2 separate regions of the Homo sapiens genome follow, and region 2 is linked to region 1. A link is an interaction called in ENCODE POLR2A ChIA-PET data of the cell type or tissue named here. Cell type or tissue: PC-3. All regions are shown on one strand. Links, peaks and the distances in the headings refer to the core of each region. The heading gives the core; the rest is flanking DNA.

The links. ChIA-PET counts read pairs that join two places held together with the same protein. Peaks named below come from ENCODE experiments on the same cell type or tissue, not always from the same donor. Only the 100,000 strongest peaks of a DNase experiment are listed, where the experiment ranks them.
Region 2: POLR2A ChIA-PET joins it to region 1 with 11 read pairs; 10 of 35 experiments call an interaction of 5 or more read pairs at or near these places.

Annotation. Positions count from the first base shown.
Region 1 is chr11:119,357,765-119,365,251 of GRCh38, forward strand. USP2 (ubiquitin specific peptidase 2) reads right to left here. Exons shown (of 13, transcript NM_004205.5): 3 at 2,420-2,470; 4 at 1,773-1,896; 5 at 1,467-1,578; 6 at 1,260-1,370; 7 at 1,009-1,073; 8 at 385-488; 9 at 217-297; 10 at 1-71. Among named protein-coding and RNA genes, the nearest start is that of MFRP, 15 kb to the left of the region's middle. RefSeq lists enhancers at 60-1,259, 1,884-1,933 and a silencer at 6,412-6,601. In PC-3, for the core only: no CTCF peak of the experiment used is centred there; DNase peaks (open chromatin) are centred at 3,567 and 3,657; H3K4me3 peaks cover 1,487 bases; H3K27ac peaks cover 1,587 bases.
Region 2 is chr11:119,430,366-119,437,852 of GRCh38, forward strand. All of the region lies in intron 2 of USP2-AS1 (USP2 antisense RNA 1), which reads left to right. Among named protein-coding and RNA genes, the nearest start is that of THY1, 11 kb to the left of the region's middle. In PC-3, for the core only: no CTCF peak of the experiment used is centred there; a DNase peak (open chromatin) is centred at 3,176; H3K27ac peaks cover 688 bases.

The sequences.
Region 1 (7,487 bases), core at 793-5,792:
AAGATCTTTGGGAACCTCTGGATGGAGAACTTCTTTATACACCGTTTTCTGCCTCGGCAGCGACAGCATGTCTGAGAGACAAGACAAACAGAAAGAACTTGTGGGGAAGTCAGTGGGCCCCAATCCAGTCACTCCTCAACTGGATCTGCTGGTATCAGCCTCTTCCCAGTAGGTCCCACGGAAATTTGTTCTTGCTATTACCGAAGGGTGACTTACTGGCTTTTCATCTCCATCAAGCACATCCTCTTTGGTGAAGAGCCTCATGCAGTCCATTAATGTCACCTCAGGATAACCTCGCTGGGAAGGGGAAAAAAGCAAAGGTCAGAGGTCAACATGAAAGGACAGGAGAGGGAGTTCAACAAGGCGGGCAACTGGGGTGCATACCTTAGCAATGGGCAGTGAGAGGTCCCAGAAGGGGTCGAAGACCGTAGAACAGTAACCACAATCTGTACACGTCAGCGAGCTCTTTAGCTGCCCAACAAAGAGATCTGGGGAAGAGAAGGCCATGAGATGCTGAAATACAGGAAGTAGAGCATGGTCTTCTGCACAGCAGCTTTTATTTTTTTTTTTGAGATGGAGTTTTGCTCTGTCCCCCAGGCTGAAGTGCAGTGGTGCAATCTCAGCTCACAACAACCTCTGCCTCCTGGGTTCAGTGATTCTCCTGCCTCAGCCTCCCAAGTAGCTGGGATTACAGGTGCCCACCACCATGCCTGGCTAATTTTTGCATTTTTAGTAGAGATGGGGTTTTGCCATGTTGGCCAGGCTGGTCTTGAACTCCTGACCTCAGGTGATCTACCCGCCTTGGCCTCCCAAAGTGTTGGGTTTACAGGCATGAGCCACCATGCCCGGCCTGCACAGCATCTTCTTTCTTGCTGTTCCTGCTTTGCTTTGTTGAACACTAGGCAGAAACAGGCTTCCCCGGGAGAGTGATTCTTAGGGCTTTTCATGCTCCACTCAGGCAAGAGCAGGCAACAGTGAAAACAGGCATCTTCCCTTTCATGCGCTTACCCCCGATCCTACTGTCTTCCCGTTCTAGATATTTTCTCCACATCTGTCGGCCTTTCTCGTCATCACTGGGAACCAGAGAGAGACAACAATTGGGTCAAAGCTCAAAACTTAAGTTTAAGGGTCTGTCAATTTTGATCCTTCATCTTCAAAAGTAAATCAGATTATTCCCAAATCATTAACCCCAAAGTGGTGGGTAAAAATCTCGAGTTCACAAAAGTTTTGCTTTCCCACAGCATTCTCCTCTTACTTACGGAAGATGATCGAGGTTCTCAGGGTTGGACTTAGGTCTCAGTGTCACTCGGTTCACCTCGTTATGGAGCCCATCCAGAAGAAAGCGAAGGAACTCCTGAGCATCCTGCTGACTGAACCCAAAGGAAGGAGGGTGAGCAACACCTCTTGTCCTAAGAACCTGCTCCTACTGCCACCCACCTGAGAGGACATGTCTGCAAGGCCCTTACTTATAGCCAACAAAGCGCGGTGCGTATCTCTGGATCTGGGTCTTGAACTCAGATGGGCTCACCACATCATTGGGGGATGAAGTCCATATGGTCTGAATTAGTTTTGCAAACTCTATTGGAAGGAGAGAGTGTACAGGACAGCTGAGATATTTTCTATAAGAAACTCTGAAACTAGAATCCCAACAAAAAGCAAGCAGAGAAAGACAGACAGGATAGGAGTGTCTAAGACACAACACCTAGAACAGCCCCAGTGGAGTGGAGGAGCATCCGGGGGTAGGCAGGGGCACATGACAGAGGGCCTCTCACCTTCCACGAGGGCTGTGTGTGCATTGCTGCCGTGGTGCAGGTCCCGCATGTAGAGCCTCTGGAGGCAGTAATCTCTCAACTCCCGAGTGTTGCTCAGGCACTGCAGAATTGAGTTCATGAAGCACTGCAAGAGATGACCAGGCAATCAGTGGGGAGACGAGAGTCCCACCTTCACCTGTGTTACTTACTACCAGAGGCTCTCTGGTTCATCTACCTAGAATCCTTTCATAGGAGGCTATCCTTTCATAGCCTCAAGTTCCTCTTTTCATAAGTGAAAGGGGTGAAGTGAGGCAAACCCCCACTCCAGGCATAGGTGACCTAATTGGTTATTTACTATAGAGGTGCACAAAAGGGCGTGATGTGATGGACAGAAGTGTGTGGGAAGTGATGGGCATCCTTTAGGGGAATGATCCAGGAGAGGAGCAGGCTGATGGGTAAAAGGGCAACTTCCTTTTAGCAGTGCTTCCTGCTGGGGGTGGGTAAAGCACAGCCCAGCAATTCTGTGAAACACCAGCCAGGAAGGGCAAGTGCCAACTGGCTGAACGGGTAGGGAGTCAGCCACAACCAGAAGGGGACTCTGGTTATATGGCTCCAGTCAGCATAGTAGGGGGTGGGCCTGGGGAAGAAGCAGGCCAGGAAAAACTCACCGTGTTCCCAAGGTTTCGAAGACCAGCCAGACCCTGGGCACTCTTAGAATTCTGTAAGCAAAGAACATATGGCAATAAGGTGGAAGCAAAGATGCTAGGCCTGTGCTGGGCTCTCTCGTGCAATTTCTAACCAGCTGGAGCCACAGGCAGCAGGCCACACATAATATTCTTTCTTCAACTTTACCCATCTATGTACTTTGTAGGAAAGAGGATTGAGGAATGCCTGTGATTTTCTTTTCTTTTCTTTTTTTTTTTTTTGAGACGGAATCTCACGCTGTCACCCAGGCTGGAGTGCAGTGGTACGATCTTAGCTCACTGCAACCTCCACCTCGTGGGTTCAAGCGATTTTCCTGCCTCAGCCTCCTGAGTAGCTGGGACTACAGGTGTGTGCCACGATGCCCGGCTAATTTTTTGTATTTTTAGTAGAGACAGGGTTTCGTCATGTTGGCCAGGCTGGTCTTGAACTCCTGACCTCAGGTGATCCACCTGCCTCAGCTTCCCAAAGTGCTGGGATTACAGGCGTGAGCCACCGCGTCCTGCCTAAATGCCTGTTATTTTCAACAACCAACAAAAATATTCTTCAGGGCTTTATTGAGTGTGTATTGACTATGTATCTCCCTGCCCCCCATCTTTATGTTATTCTCTATTCTCTGCTACAGTGGAGACTAGGAATTCATATATTTGGTACATATTGACTCCTTACTATAAGAAATTTTGAGTCCCAAATCCAGGTGCTATCTCAAATGACCTATATTTGTACTCCTAGAAGTCCAATATATAAAGTAACTCTCATAAGAGACACTTTGAGGAGGTTTTGAAAAGTTAAACAACAAAACACCTTGAGTTTCGATCTTCAGTTGGGAAAAACTCAAGTAAGCCTGCCATTCTGAATTGCCAGAGACAGGTGGAATTCCTTCCAGCTGAGCTCAGCTCCTAAGGGCTGATTAAAGACTCGGAGAATCCTCCCTGCCTGGCTCAGGTTTCAACATCCTGACTGGCCACTGTCTGGGAATCCTGGAGATGGCAGATTGGGCCCGCAGAGGCAAGGGCCTGGCTGAAATTGCCACTCTTGCTGTTGGCCCTATAGCGGAGGCGGGTGAGGGGGTTGGAGAGAGAACAGGTGCTGGATCGAGGACTCTGAGCTTATTTGTCAAGGTCTCTTGGCTAATCCTGGGCATATCTCCAAGGAGTCAGAAAACCTTCAGGCTCAAAGGGTTAAATAAACAGTTTGCAGATGAGTCTGCCACCCCCTCTCTCAGGGAGGGGACTGGGAGCAGGCAACTCTGGAGCAACACTGGGGCATGCGTGGGGCCAGCTCAGCCCTGATCAGAACAGGAGCCTGAAATAACTCAGCTAAAATTACTCATGCCGTGTGCTGACAGCCTATGAGGCTGTCAGCAGCTCAAAGCCCATGAGGTTGTCAGCTGGGGGGGAGGGGTGTGGGTGGGGGAGGAGCAGGCTGAAGGAGGGCTTTTCTCAAGAACTGCCTTACCGATCCCACAAGTAAGAGGATCCCTTCTTGGCCAGCTGTCAGGGCTAGCACTAACAGGTAGGGAAGAAAAATATACCCAGAAAAGAGACCCAGTTTAAACCTGCAGCTAGAGAGAAAGGCCAATTGGCAGCAGGTGGGATATAAGCATCCTTAGAGAACTTGGCTAGGGCTGGCAGTATATGGCCCCACACAACATCTGAATCTGACTTACTGACAGTCAGCAAGAGGGCCGCAACAGAGATAATTCCCTGGGACAAAGACCTTCTCAGCATTTTCCAGAATTGGTGAAACGCTGCAAAAGTCTCCATGTTGCGCACTCGGAACTAAATGTTAAAGCTTGCCCACAACAGAATACCCACCCTTACGTCTATTTTTGGCAGTGCTTTATTAGTTCTTAGCCCCTGTGCCTCAGATGACATCTGTCTAAACAGGCTGTAGGGGAAAGCATTCTACCACTGGTGACCGTGTCAATGTTCACCAAAGCAGGCCCTCAGCTGAGACAACAGTCACTCAGTGCTAATGGGGGTAGGGAAATGGGAAAACGGAGTCATCTGTCTACAGAAGCACTCCTGTGGTGTTTTAAGATGTTGACACTTAATTCTGACCCAGCAGTGAGGGGCAAGAAGGACACTTCGTCACCCACGATTACTATTCTTGAGGATCTAACCCCTCTATTGGCCTGGGGGGTGGGGAGATGGGAGAAGCTCCTTTAAGGCATCCTTAGGACCCTTGGTTGTTATGTTTTAGGGTGGGGGTTGATGCCTTTGTCTAAAATTTCCTCAGCTCAAAACCACATGCCAGTTTCTAGGTGCTCTGTGTAGAAGGCGGGTGGATAACAGGAGTGGGGGCGACAGAGGAGGGGGAGCAGGGCTGCTCCATGCCCAGCCAGATATTCTTCTGCCAAGAATAGGAAATCAGGAGCTCCAGGGAAAGTCAGCACTTTTCATTACAGAGGGGAACAAAATGTCCCCAGAGTGACCTTTCTTACAGGACAAACAATCCTACCTCAGGGTCGACAGGGAGAAAGGGGCCAGAACTGCAGAAGGTGGGAGACCCTGCACAGCCAACCTCTTTCGGTGAAAGCCAGAGAAGGAAATGACCCCAAGTGTTATGCTGGGACACATGTGCAAAGAGTTGAGAAAGTTTGGACCCAGTCTTCCTTCCATTCAGCCATCAGCAAACCTAGTTTTGACTCAGTATCAAGCACTGTTGCAGGGAGCAGATGGCACCTTCACCATCAGCAAATAGACAGCTTTCACCTTCTAGAGGAGAGGAGCGGGGGCTCAGGAGAGCCCTGCCTGGGTTAATGCAGAGGTAGCATCTGGGCACCCTTCGGTAGGAGAGGCCGAGGTTTGTGTCTTCACACTTGAGACCCCAATCAAGGGCTTTCCCGCCTACCTCACCTGTGTGGTGAGGGTCGCCCCAAGTCCTGGCTGCAGCTAGGAAGCCTGGTGTGGCCCTGGCACGGGGCAGGGCACGCACTGCCAGCACGGGAGCTGGTGCCTGTTACATAAGACCTGTCAAAGCTCGGGCCCCTTCTCCCTTCCCCAGGCGGGCAGCGCCCAGCCTCGGCCCCGGCATTCCCCTGGGGGCTGCTTCCGCGGAGGGACCCGCTGCCCGCTGCATAAATGGAGAGGACGGAAAGAAGGGGAAGTTGCCCTCTGTCACCTGTCTGCACCTCGTCTGCCCTTCACAGGGTCAAAGGACCCCCGTCACCAACCCTTGGGAAAGAGCCCTTGGTGGACAGTGAAGGGGAGGCGGCCCCTTTCTGCCCAGCCTTCCTCGCCGGGGTTTGGCCTCGGAGGAGTACCCCGGCACGGTCCAGCGTGCTGCCCTCGCACACCGATCGAGACCCAGTCAAGGTTATGCTTTCCTGCACCTGTCCTGATAGGTGCCAGGAATTGAGAGGCCAAGAGCCACCACCTGGTGCCGGGGCCACCGAGAGGGAGGGGGCAAGGGGGACTTCCTCGGACCTCCACCCGGGGAGGGGACCACGAGTAAGCGTGCGATCACCTGAGGAGGGGGCATTCCTTGCCAGGAGACCCTGGGAAAGGAGGGGTGGGGGCTGGGAAGAATCCGTCCCCTCACCTAGGGGCGCGTGGCGGGCAGAGGCCAGGGAGAAGGCGGGACCCCAGGCCCTCGGCGCGGGGGTCCCGGAAAAGGGCCCGCGTACCTTGGCTTTGTTGAGCAGGAGCCCCACGAAGGTGGAGAGCAGCAGGGACGGGGAGAGAGGGGAGCGCGGCCGCAGCTCCTTGGCGAGGGCGGGAAAGGGGGCGGCGGGGGGGTCCTCGGGCAGGGTCACGGTGTACGAGGTGCGCATGCTGGGGGGCGGGCGGCGGGCTTTGGCCCTCGCTTAACGTTGGCAGCGGGGGCGCGGGGGGAGTCCCCGCGCGGTGCCACAGTCCGGACGCCGAGGCCGGCGAGACCGCTACAGGACAGCGTCCGCGGCGCCCGAACGCGCGCTCCTCCGCCTCAACCTCCCCGGCGTGCGCCGCCAACAGCCCGGGTCCCGGCTCTCGCGCTCCGGCCGACTGGCGGCCCCGCCGGCGCCTCGGGCCCCGCGACGTCAGCGCTGGGGCGGGGCCAGGCCCTAAGCCCCGCCCCACCTCGCCTCTACCCCGCCCCCGGCGCCGGCACGCGGACCCGAACGAGGCGACAAGGTCGGTCCTCCCCCGCCGGGCCTTCCCCGCGCTCCCCGGCGCCCCCAGCCCGCTGACCCCCGGCCAGGCAGGCCCGCGGGGGAGGCAGGACCGGAGCCCTGAGGCCCTGGCCGGCCTCGGGGTTGAGGCTCAGCTCGGGATAAGTGATCTTTGGGGCCCGCAGAGGACGTCTCCCCAAGACCCAGTGGCAACCGGGTGAGCTTCCCCCAAGGCACCATTACACTTCCTAACTCTTGAGGGGGCTGCAAACCATTTTGAGAACGTGATGAAAGCTCTTCTCTCTTCAGGGCGAAATACGTATATGCACAAACTTTTGTCTAGAGTTCCGGGGGTACTCAGGCCTTCGTGAAGACCCAAACTCATGCAGTCTGTGGAGGTCAATGTGCCCAGGTTAAGAAGATGGACCTTCACGGCCTAGGGGCTGAGCTGCCCTCCTCAAAACAGTCCTGTTTGGCTTCTTTCAAGAGAGGCAGTGCTCATGTTTTATAAGGTCCAATAGGTCACCTTCTCATTTGGCTCCTGAAAAGAACCTTTTCTGGTCTCTTCTAACCAATTACCCAGCTCCGGCTCTCCCATTCTCAAATTTGACTTGTTTTGGGGAGCTGGGGAGAAAGCAATACAATAGTGGGGAAATAGGCGCTCAGCTGGCATGGGGCGAGTGTTCTACTCTGGCGTCAAGCACAGCCATGCTGGAAGATCAGGGGTCTTTAGATTTCGTTTCTGATGCCCCACCCCTCCACCTAACAGGGAAGCTCACGAATCTGCCTAGAGAAAGTATCTTGTTTGGAGCTTGCTGGCTATTTTTAGCCAGTATTTTTAGCATTTAAAAATACTCCAAGAGGCAGCAGTGTATGCTGTTACTCATCTGTGGGCTCCTTCTGTTCCTTCTGGTGTGCTCATCCCCACATGTACACGC
Region 2 (7,487 bases), core at 815-5,814, 73 kb after region 1:
GCAGTCGAGGAAGTCCTTGTCTGTCTGGACTTGGATAATGAGGCATCATGACAGGCTTACAGGAAGAGTGTGAAATGGCTGGATAGGTGTATTTTTTAGAAGGATTACTCTGGGAGGTTGGGTGCAGTGGCTCATGCCTGTAATCCCAGCACTTCAATAGGCTGAGATGGGCAGATCACCTGAGGTCAGGAGTTCCAGACCAGCCTGGCCAATGTGGCAAAACCCCATCTCTCCTAAAAATACAAACATTAGCCAGTTGAGGTGACAGGCGCCTGTAGTCCCAGCTACTCGGGAGGCTGAGACACAAGGATCACTTGAACCTGGGAGGCGGAGGTTGTAGTTAGCTGAGATCGCACCACTGCACTCCAGCCTGGGCGACAGAGTGAGACTCTGTCTCAAAAAAAAAAAAATTTAAAAAAAAAAAAGAAAGATTACTGTGGGGGCAGCATGGCGAGTGACTGGAGGGCCCCATGAATCCTCTCCTGCCTGTGGTTCTTTGCCCTGCGGTGCACTCAGCGCAGAGGTGGGGAGGCGGAAGGTGGCTTCTGGGAGAGAGGGTGATGTGACGCACACTTCCTTGGGGTCAAGACCCATATCCGTCTTATTTGCTGCTGTAGCTCAGGGGCTTCCAGGTCCTGGCACAAAGTAGAGTCACACAATAAATATTTTTGGATAAATATAAGGAGTAAGGGCATTCAAGTATCATAGGTGCTGCCCATGAGGCAAGAAGGAGGGAATTCAAAGAAGGGTTTGGGAGAAAGCAGTGGTTGTTTTCTGGAAAGGGGAAGAAAGGCATTCCTGACAGAGGGAGCCCCAGAAACAAGGGTGGAGGTGTGAAGTGCACCTGGGAGCTGCATCAGTGAGGGGGATGAGGGTCTGAGATGGGGCAGGAGCAGTGGAGGTGGAGAAGGTGGGGCAGATGGGAGAGACCCAAGTCAGGGGATGTTCAGTGCCTTCCTGGATGTCTTTGGGAGGCATCACAAGGACTCTGAGATTTTGGGGTTGGCTACTCTGAAGGATCAGAGAGAGGAAGCAGCTTCAGTGCAAAAGATCATGTATTCAGTGCTGGCCACGTTGAGCTTGAGAGCCTGTGGGATGTGCACATGGAGAGGTTCAGGCCAGAGCTGAGGAGCGAGGTCGGAGGAGAGGAGAGGTTAACTGCTGGTTGTTGGCAAGTAGGTGGTAATGAGCACCCCGGGAGCATGTGTAGACCTAGAAGAAAACAGAACCCAGGACAGGACCCCAAAGAGCGCTGACACTTAAGGGAGTGGTTGCAGCTGAGGAGTCTGAGGAGGTGGCCAGAAGGATGGAGAATGAGGAGAGGGCGAAGCCACAGAAACAGGCGAGTTCAGTGAGGGTGTGGTCAGCGGTGTGAAGTACAGACAAAAATGTATCCTATCCATTAGATTTGGCAACAGGAGGTCACCTGGTGAGGACAGTTTCAGAACAGTGGTAACTGAGGTCTGAAGTCATTGTTTCAAGATACAGTTTTTATTATTAGGTACAGCAAGGGCCGCAGGGCAGGAGGCGGCCTCCATTGAAAAGATGATTTGTTAAACTCGTAGATCCCGAGTAGGGGGCACGCCACATGGTGGGGGTCACTGGGAAGCACTGGGTCGGTCAGGAGGCACAGGGGGAGGGGGCAGTTGTGGGCGGGCACCTTCATTGTGGTTTTCAAGGGAACAAATGGGCAAGGCAGGGTGAGCAGGCTTAGGATTGGCTATGTTGAATAATTGCAGTGGGCTCTGGGCATAGGGGCTGTCCTAGTTGTGTGGAACCTGGCCTTGGGCAATCAGGGCAGGTGGCTGGTGGCTCTGAGTGTGAGAGTCAATAGAGGTGTTTGGAGCGTGCTCTCTGGACTGGTTGGGTGGGAGAGTTATCTCCGATCTCTATGAATTGGCTAACCGTGGGAGGGACAGTCACCTCAGATGGTAAAACGTCATAATAGAGAAAATAAAAGACATGGTTAATATAGTCATGGGTTGAGGAGTGAGTGGGGAGACAAGATGGAGGCTGCAAAGCAAAGAGGAGCTTTGTAAATGAGCAGCGGCTGCTTGAGGCCCACAGGGTCCCTTCTCCCGAGGGGCTGGCCTGGGAGGTGGGTTGCAGGGTGGCTGAGAGACGGCCAGCGTCTTCTGTGGAAACCGGGGCCTGCCTCCTGGTGAGATCCTCCTTGTGCCTGCCGACTGGGCAGCAGCATCTGGCATGGACACTCCAGGCATGAGGTGTGGGGCGCTCGGACTGTCAGCTTCAACCTTGTGGTTTCGGCTTGGCTGAGCTCAGCTGTTCTCAGTGTGCACCAAGCTAAGGGAGAGCCAGACAGGGCTGTGTGAGAGGTGAGGATAGCCCCCCGAGACTGATTCAGTCTCTCCAGCAAAGAGAAAATGAATTAGCTTTTTTTTTTTTTGGCAGGGACAGCTACGCCTAGGGAATAAGCAAGACTCATCCTTGTGGAATGTGAGGAGTTAGCTTTTTTTTTTTTTAATGTCTTTTGAAGAAAAAATATACAAGCAGAGATCCCACGGTTGTCCGAGGCCACTTCCACCTCAACTGTCCAGGACCCATCACCAGCAAAAGTGCTTTGTAAGCAAGCCGCTGCTCCCTGATATACGAGCTGTAGCATCCCCACCACCTTCCAAAGAAGCCGACAATTCCCCCAAACGTCCCTTGCCAGCTGGCTTCAATTAGTAGTAGCAGAATGCAAATGAAGCATGCTGCAGCTACTCTGGGTCGGGCTGCTCCAAAGTGAGGGGAAATTCAACTCCCAGATAGGGAAGAGGAAGAAAGTCAGAAATACTTTCTTTATGATAGAGGCATTTCTGCTGCTCCTTGGCAGGAAGGAAAGGAGAATGTCGTGGGTGTTCATTTTTCCAAAGTGCACTGTGTAGGAAAGCATGTGAGTTTCAACTTCTGTGGGTGAGAGCATAGGGAGCAGCCTGAGAGTCCACGTGCTGGTGTGCATGTGTGTGTGTGCACGCGCGTGCATGTGTGCACGTGTGGGAATTGGCAGCAGTAGGAGCTCTCTGCTCACCTAGGTACAACCTCAGCCTTGGATACCCCTGTCTTCAGCTCACCCAGGCAGATCTCTGTCCTTTAAGCCTCCCAGAAGGTATTGGAGGAAGGGGCAGACCTGAGGCAAGTGACTCCAAGCCTGAAATCTTTGTCAGCCAAATCCTGTGAGTCATCCTTTCTCATCTTCACCCCTATATCCAGTCATTCATCCAAGTTTGGATTCTATCTGCAGAATGCTCCTTGGAGCCAGGTCTTTCTCTCCATCCTCACTGACACAGCCTTAGCCCTAGTCTTTGTCTCTCTTGCTTAGACCATTGCAGTAGCCTGCTAGCTGGTATCCTGTCTCCAGTCTCTCCCTCCCTGCTGCTACTAGAGTAATTCACCATCTCCCAGCCATTTTATTTGTTTTTTTTTTAAGAAATTGTTTACTTAAAAAAATTCTAATACATGTATGTGGTTCCAAATACAATGGAAGAAAGAACATAGAATAAAAAGTAAATCTTTCATCAACTCCTGTCCTCTAGCTATTGCTACAGTTGTTAGCAGTTGTGTAACTTCCAGAAATCTTCCATGCATGTAACAATATCAGCAAATCTGTTTTATTGGTGGGTGTGGGGAGCACACAAATTGTAGTCTATTATACACTTTATTTTGCCTCTTGCTTTTTTTTCACTGAACAATGTCTCTTGGGGGTCATTCTGTATGAGGACATATGAAGTTGACTTATTTTTATCAGTTGTATAATATTCCATTTTATGGACATATTACTATATATTTGATCAGTCCTGTATCAGTGGCTATTTAGGTGATTTACAAACTATACTATTACAAACAATGCTCTAATGAATGATTTATGCAAATGTAATTTCATGTGTTTGATCTATCTGTAGGACAAATTCTTTAGAATTTGAGTGCCATTATTATTATTATTATTATTATTATTATTATTATTATTATTAGATAGGCTCTGTCACCCACACTTGTGTGCCATGGCACAATCATAGCTTGCTGCAGCCTTGAACTCCTGGGCTTAAGTGATCCCCTACCTCAGCCTCCCAAGTAGCTGGGACTACAGGTGTGTGCCACGACACCCAGTAATAATTTTTCTTTTTTGAAGAGATGAGGTCTCACTGTATGGCCCAGCCTGGTTTCAAACTCCTGGCCTCAAGCAATCCTCCAGCCTCAGCCTCCCAAAGTGATGGAATTACAAGTGTGAGCCACCATGCCCAGCTCCTTTGACTATTATTACTAAATATTTAATTCAAATTAAATTATTTAAATGTTTTCTTTGTAAAAGATGAAGAGCAGACCTCTATCTTCAGTCCAGAACTCTTCCCTGAGCTCTGACTCATCAATTAGCCATGACTTAATATATCCACATGGGTATATCAAATCATTTACTATGTCCTAAATTGACCTCCAATCTTTCCCATCACATAAATGGCACCCCCCATGCATGCAATTGCTTAAGCCAAGCCCCTGAAGTTGTCTGTGATGTCTTCATCTGCACCTGCTTGTCTAGCCCATTGTGGTTCCCATGTGCTTCACCTCCTATTAGCTTTCTTTTTTGCCTACTTCTCTCCATGCTCTTGCACCATCAGTAACCCTTTTAACTCCACAGCCCCTTCAGCTGTAGCCCTCCACAGGAGTGATTTCACTGTCCCACTCAGAGCCTGCATCATCTCCTTCTGGACTAGTGCAGTCATAATAAGAGCATGGCGTCCAAAGTGCTTGTGGTGTGTCAGCACTGTGCTGGGTGTATTGCCCACACCAGCTGCTTTTCACCCTCACAGCCACCCTCAGGGTAGCTGTACTATCACCATCCCCCTTTCACAAACCAGGAAGCTGAGACACTGAGAAGTTCACCAGCTGGTAAGGGGCTGAGCTCTTCAACACTATTCTTGGGTGTTCTTTGAACCTCCTAAATGATCCTCTGCCTCCATTCACACCCCTTACAGGCCATTCCCCAGCATTCAGCAGATCATGGCCTGCCCAACTTTAAAACCTTCAGTGGCTCAGCCTCCCATTTCTCTTAGAAGGAAACTCAAATTCCCACAAGGGGCTGCATGTGGAGACCTAACGCCCCTCTCCACGTTGCCACCATCTTCCTCACCAGCATCACACCTGACAGCCTTTCTTTTGGTCCCTAGAGGTTTCAGCCATTTCCCACCTCAGGGCCCTTGAATACAGCCTGTTTTTAGGGAACGGTGCTTCCCTGCTTGGGTTATTCTCCCACCCTCTGCTCCCCTCCCTTCCCCTGGGGATATTTGGCCATGTCTGGAGACATTTTTGGTTGTTGCAATTGGGGTGAGCTGGGGATGGTATTGGCCTTTAGTGGGCAGAGGCCAGGGATACTGCTAAACGTCCCACAATGTGCAGGACAGTCCCCAGCAAAGAGTTACCTGGCCTAAAATAACAACCAATAGTTGGTAAACCCTGGTCTGGAAGCCACTGCATCTTTGCATGCTTCATTCATTTCCATGTGGCAGATGTTGGCTAAAAATATCACCTCCCCAGAAATGTCTCCCTGACTCTTCTATTTAGAAGAGAGCCAGCCTCAAGCCCTATGCAAGTTATCACTATCATTTTCCTAATGATTAGTACTTTTGCTTCATTTTGTTCTTTTTTCTAGTTTTCTGGGTTCAGTGCTGAGGCACTGTTTCTAATCTTCATTAAAAACAAAAAAACAAAAAAGCAAAAAAAACTCCTTAGTGAGCTATTCTAGGTTTCCTTAGTTGGAAACATATTTTTACTGTACCTTTTCTACATTTAGATATGTTTCGATGCACACGTAATTACCGTGGTGTTACAGTTGCCTGCAGTGTTCAGTACAGTCACAGCCTGTACAGGTTTATAGACTGGGAGTAAAAGGCTGTATCATACAGCCCGGGTGAGTAGTAGGCAGTACCATCTAGGTTTGTATGAGTACATTCTGTGATGTTCCCACAATGATGAAATTGCCTAACGATGCATTTCTCAGAATGTATCCCCATCGTTAAGTGATGCACGACTATATACTTACTTAAACAGTTTCTGTTTCATCCAAGGGAAAGTGACACAGTCTTAAAACTTCCCTTCATAATGAGAGGATCTAATTCCATAAATGAATCCTCCAGGAGTACAAGAAAGAGAGCGGGTGCCGAAGAAGTACTGCTACATCCTCCATTTTGCCTTCTTCTGAAATGCGCACTCAGGATGCCTGCCCTTATCTTTGTCCACTCAGAAAACAAAAGACCCTTGCAGAAACGAATGTTGCTAAGGATTATGGAAATGGGATGTGCCCATCTATTTGGGCCCTCCCTAGAGCCCCCATTCCAAGCTCTGGCTACTACTTTGTATCCAGCTCCTTTGCAGGTAATGTGGGGCCCTGAGCCCCTGCTACTGAGTGATGCATCCTCACTCGGGGGCCAGGAGACTGCTGGGTTTTGGAGACTGAGTGGAGTATCAGGGAGAAGGGTAGGCCTGGGTTTGTGCTGTCTAAGGCTGAGTTTGCCACTTCAGGAAGCACCTTACTCTGCAGGAAGCACCCTCACGTGTTTGTGTTTCTCAGTCTGCTCTGGGGTTGGAGCCAGTGAGAGGAAGATGAGGGCAGGCTCCCCCTTGATGGCTAATCAGGCCACATTTGTGATGGTTTCCCAAGGTTGCTGTGTTGAAATTTAGAGCCAGGACTAGGGGGAGGTGAGTGAGAGAGTTGCCTGTGGTGCAAAATTGAAGAGTGTCTTACTTTGGGCTGCTGTAACAAAATACCTTGGACCAGGTAATTGATAAATAACAGAAATTTATTGCTCACAGGTCTGGAGGCTGGAAAGTCCAAGGTCAAGGCATCAGCAGATTCAGTGCCTAGTGAGGGGTCTGTTCCTCATTGATGGTGTCTCCTTGCTGTGTCTTCACATGATGGAAGAAGCAAACAAGCTCCCTGAGGCCTCTTTCATTTTTCTATTTAATTTTTTTCATTTTTATTTTTAATTTTTTTATTTTACTTTAAGTTCTGGGAACATGCAGGTTTGTTACACAGGTATACATGTGCCATGGTGGTTTGCTGCACCTATCAACCCATCATCTAGGTTTTAAGCCTGGTATGCATTAGGTATTTGTCCTAATGCTCTCCCTCCCCATGCTCCCCACCCCGCAACAGGCCCCAGTGTGTGATATTCCCCTCCCTCTGTCCGTGTATTCTCATTGTTCATCTCCCACTTATGAGTGAGAATATGTGGTGTTTAGTTTTCTGTTCCTGTGTTAGTTTGCTGAGAATGATGGCTTCCAGCTTCATCCACGTCCCTGCAAAGGACATGAACTCATCCTTTTTTATGGCTGCATAGTATTCCATGGTGTATATATGCCACATTGTCTTTATCCAGTCTGTCATTGATGGGCATTTGCATTGGTTCCAAGTCTTTGCTATTGTAAATAATGCTGCAGTAAACATATATGTGCATGTGTCTTTTTTTTTTTTTGAGATGGAGTTTCATTCTTCT